2 separate regions of the Mus musculus genome follow, and region 2 is linked to region 1. The links are chromatin loops, found by intact Hi-C in ENCODE. Cell type or tissue: left cerebral cortex. All regions are shown on one strand.

Region 1 (2,500 bases):
AGCCATGGGGGAGGGTGCACTCTGAGGGAGTCCTCAGACCACACAGAAACTTTTCAGCAGTGCATGTGGCCCTGGCACCCTGGGAATCTGGCCAGTGTTCATCAAGGTGCACTGTTTCTACAACATGCAGGCCGGGTTTATGGCAGTTCGGGAAAATAAAACTGCGGATACTTTAAATTTATGACTTTAAAATTTAGGTGTATGTGTGTGTGTGTGTATATATATATATAATTTGAAGCACTGAATTAAATCAAAATGCATTGAATTAAACTAAAATGAATTAATTTATTCTTATATGTCCCACCCCAGTCTGTAATTCACAGAATACCACCTGCTTCAAATTTCTACATTCTGGAGTTACATACACACACACCTTCACAAACTGGCTAAATGGTCCCATAGTTCACTGTGGTGAGCCAACAGTTTTATAAATACACAAATATATTAACCATAAAATATCCACTCCTGCGGTTTGCACAGGGGCCCCTTCTCACTAAGAATGCACTAAATTGCTGAGGGCTACCAGCTCCCAACTCCTACTCCCTGTCCCCAAGGTCCACTCTCAATCTCTGTGAAGGGAGAGGGGTGGATCTCCCTGCCCCCCTCATTTACTCTGTTTTCACTCTAGCAACCCTGAGGACCAGGTGTCCCAGTGTCCTCTGAACCATAGGGCAAACCTCACTTTATCTGAGCTGTTTATCTGACCAGTGATGCTGGTCTATGATTCCAGTCTTGCCCTTCTGAAACACCCCCAGATACACAGGGTTCTAATAAACAACCGCCCATGGTCCCCTGCCAAGCTGTGGACCCATCATGTCTTCCCTCATCTCCCCACACTAATGTAATGCCATGCATGATCTGTAACGCCTGCATCCCATTTCTCCATGGGGAATGGAAAGATGAAGATCATTGAGATCAAATGTGGCAGCTGTGGGTGTGGCTCAGCAGGGAAGGGCTTGCCTAGTGTCTGACAGAGGGAGAGGGTGTGTGTGGCTCAGTGGTAGAGCACTTACCCAGCATGTATGAGGCCTGACTTAAAGACATCATCCTGAGTTGCCTGTGGCTTTGACATCAGAGCCAAGTAAAACACCAAGATCATCATGGCTAAGCAGTTCTCTTCCCTCAGGACCCTTCTGCTTGCATTTGGCCGCTGTGTGTGTGTGTGTGTGTGTGTGTGTGTGTGTGTGTGTGTGTGTGTGTGTGTAGTGTGAGGTGAGGGTGGGCTTTCATTCCTGCCAGAGAGTCACCAGCTTCCCGAGTCAAGCACAAGATCCCTTCTTTCCCCCACTATGTGTGCTTGTAACCTGCTCAAAAGTCAGTTAACCATCCTGAGCTTTGATCTTCCCAAATGTCTTATAACCCCTGTGAATGCAGTCAAATCAGCACAGATGAGGTGAGCTGACAGATGGCCACAGAGCAGGGAAGCAGTCTGCAGACATTTGTGGAAGTGTACTCACACACACACACCCAGAGGTGTGTGTCCACGTACATCTGAGGCTAGTGAAGTTGGCCATGAAGATGCGCCATTTGAAGGAACCCTGAGGGTTGATTTGGGATGAGGGCAGTGGCTGTCAGAGTGGGTCCCTCCCCCAATTACTGACCTGAATCCAGTTTCAGTGTTGAAACCAGGAGTGTAGATAAAGAGGCTTCCTGGGGAACAGAACCCTGTGGTACCATGGTGGACAGAGTAGTGCGTGCCCTTAGTGGGCATATGCTACTTACTGAGAGGGTGGGCACTGGAGAGAAGGGAGTGTCTGACCTTGACAGAAGGTCAAAGTTGAAGACAGGGCTTGGCACCTCAAAGTGTCTGTTGTCAAGCCCTGCCACTTCCCTGCCCAGGGTGGATGGTAAGTCAGCACCATAAGCTATCCCTTGGGAAGAGCAGGGATGAGCACCATGCTTAGGGCAAAGGGATCTTGTCAAATCCAGTCTGGAGCAAGCACGATGCTGTACAACATGGCAGTCAGATGCTCTGATATGGAAGCGTCAACTATGGACATCTTTCTCCCTCTGAGAGACCCTGCATCCCTGTTGTCATGGAAACGATCCAGCCACCATGAGGCTCCTCCTCCCTTAAGCTGCCCATTGCTCATTCCTGTACCCTGATGTTTAACTCCATGTTGTATATCATTGGGGAGCCTCTCAAAGGTCCACTTGAGGGTTCATTCCGTCCATCGTGGGGAAATGGGGTGTGGCCATTACACATCACATGCGGGCTTGCTTTCACTTGGGGTCCATGAAAGCTGACATATTGAATCCCCTCTGCTTGGCAAGAGACATTGGGATGCCCTGACCATTGTTCATTAAAACCGACTCTGTGTGTCTGGGGTTGTTTAAGAAAGAGCAATACTGGAATCATAGGCCAGCACCACTGGGTCCCCCCGAGGGCTCAGATAAAGCACACAGCACAGGGTGACATGTTCTGTGGAGGAGGGACACACATCTTCTTACACCCGGGATGCTGGCATTCCTCCTTTTGAGGGACATTTGAGTAAAATCT
Region 2 (2,500 bases), 110 kb before region 1:
GCTGGCCCTTAGCAAAAAGTAGTCTTCATGGCCTGGCTGATATCAAAGCCACCTTGATGGATCCTGACCTTGTCTGAGGGAACTGGGATGCTGAAGGCCCCTCCCACAAGAACCAGGGTGGGAGGACGGGAGGCTGAGGGTCCTGAGCAGGTCTGTCTGAGAGCCAAGCTAATCCTGCTTTAGATAGTCTATGACATTTATTTCCTGTGTGTGAGCATGTGAGGTCAGAGGACAGCTTGTAGGAGTCGGCTCTCTCTCCTTCCACCACAGGGGTCCTGCCATCAAGGTTAATGACAAACACCTGTACCCTTTGAGCTATCTCAGTGAAGCAATTTGCTGCTGTTTATGAGACAGGACCTCTGTTATAGGCTGGCTGTCAGTCCACTTACAGCTATCCTCCTGCCTCAACCCCTGTTGCTAGCATTATACTGTGTCACTGTGCCCAGCTGATCTATTCCACTTTTGAGCTCTCCCGAGCCTCTGAACAAGGGTCACTCATCTATGCAGACAACCTCTTCAGTAAGTCTGACTGAGTCAGGGAGTGCCCAGGTCCCAAGGTGTAAGACCTGGATTTGCCCTCTTGGCCACATGTCCAGCAGCTGCTGGAGACATGATATCCTCAGGAGCCCCCTGAGGGGATCTGACCAGCTCTGCAGAAGTGGTTTGTGCCTCTTGAAAGGCAAAATATAGTGGAATTGAATATCCTCCTGGACATTTTGTATACTATTCTTTGAAGTTATCATAATATACCTTCAATATATTTTATCAAATTTACCCCCCCTTTCCTCCCAAGGAACACTTCCCCATCCCAAATTAGTGTGACTCTTTTAATGATTAAACCACTGGATCCAGTCCATGCTTCTCATACACAGGTGTGAAGCCAACCACTGGGAAGTGGGTAATCTGCCAGTGACCACACCCCAAGGAAAAAGAACTTTGTCCTGGATGGGTTCAATGCCAAATAAACATAAGCTAGAGTCATGGAGAAGCAGGAACTGTAGATGAGGGATGCCTACATAATATCAGGTATAAAGATGTAAGGAGCAGCCTGACATTTATCCCTGGGGCCTGTGATCGCCCAGTGGTGGCTTCCCCACCTGATGTGCAGTACCAGGTTGGAGTGTCCTCCTGTGGAGTGGTCCTCACATCCAGTGAGAATGTGTCCAGTTATTCCTTAAAGAATCCCTGCCCAGTGACAGATCTAGCCAGGCCAGTCCTTATTGGCAGGGTTCCCTGCTGGGTAAGACACAGTGGCAAGCCTGAATGCCTGTTAAAACACTGAAGAGAGCCTATGGTCATTTTGCTCTGACTTGCCAACATCACTAAGTTCTAATTAGATATTCAGCCTTGGAGAGTCTTTAGGACCCACGTGGCTTTCTGTCTTGTTCTTCTTCCCCTTTCTCAGGAAGTTCGGTTTATAAGACTCTATGGGAGGTGGGGAGGGCAGCTGACTCTACCCAGGATCCCGGAAAGGGCTCCTGAGTTGCTCCCTGAGGCAGGGACCTCTTAGCCAAGGACAGAAGAACTCAGGACCTCAATCCAGTTGCAGAAGTGGAACAGCATGCAGGGTGCTGGGAACAGACTCTGCAAAGACCCAGAGGTGGTAACAAAAATCAGAAGAAACAGAACAAGAGTAGTAGATTCTGTGTGTGAGACAGACCCAGAATCACTGAGAATCAAGGGTCCTGGTGGATCCCAGGTTGCAGGGACAAACTGTGTAGATTTGTCTGTGGAAAAGTGACAATGGGGTTTAAAGAGCAGAAAGGCTCTGGGTTAGAAACCCAAAGTCCAGACATCAGCAGGTGGGTCCTTTCCAGTGTCACAATCAAGACTCCACCTCCACCTGTGTCTTCAGCTGGCTGGAGCCATCAGTCTCAGCCTCTACCCTCCCACCACACTCTGTGCATTGAGCCCATCAGGAAAGGATGCCAAATGCCTCAGGACAGGGCCATCCAAATGAGCAACGTGGGACCCAGGTTTGCTGTGTGTCCCAGGTTCTGACTCTCCTTGCCAGTGGGGTCCAGATGTCACCAAAACACAGACATGGCCATGCCAAGACCAGAGACTGTCCATGTTTCTCTGTGGGGCTTGAGAATGAGGTATAAGCCAGACCAGAAGGGGAGGGCAGGGTCTGGGACAATTGCTGTGCTTCCAGGGCTCCTCTGCTGGAGAGGAGGTCAAGGGTGGGGGGAGGGGCTTTGGTCTGTGTCTCCCTTCTCACCATGAGGGAGCCACTGCATGGCAGACCGGAAGGTGAGAACCAGGCCCAAGAAGAGCAGGGTCTGGTCCAATGGGAAGCTAGTGTCCAGTGTGAGTGCTGAAGGGGCTGTAGAAGAGAAAAGGACTTACATGGGAATCTCAGTGAGGCTATGATGGGTTCACAGCTTGGCAGGAGACCTTGGCCATGGTTTATTAAAACCATGTTTCTGGTGGTGTTTCAAAGGGGCAAGGCTGGAATCATAGAGCAGCATTCCCATGTCCCCCGAAGGCTCAGATAGAG

What was found. Peaks named below come from ENCODE experiments on the same cell type or tissue, not always from the same donor. Only the 100,000 strongest peaks of a DNase experiment are listed, where the experiment ranks them.
Region 2: a loop joins it to region 1, with 14 times the contacts of the local background. A loop is called at or near these places in 5 of 42 quality-filtered maps.

Annotation. Positions count from the first base shown.
Region 1 is chr5:120,784,089-120,786,588 of GRCm38, reverse strand. It overlaps Oas1e (2'-5' oligoadenylate synthetase 1E), which reads left to right. Exons shown (of 6, transcript NM_145210.2): 6 at 1-277. Among named protein-coding and RNA genes, the nearest start is that of Oas3, 7.7 kb to the right of the region's middle. In left cerebral cortex, no CTCF peak of the experiment used is centred here; no DNase peak of the experiment used is centred here.
Region 2 is chr5:120,890,169-120,892,668 of GRCm38, reverse strand. No RefSeq gene overlaps it. Among named protein-coding and RNA genes, the nearest start is that of Oas1g, 3.8 kb to the right of the region's middle. In left cerebral cortex, no CTCF peak of the experiment used is centred here; a DNase peak (open chromatin) is centred at 1,098.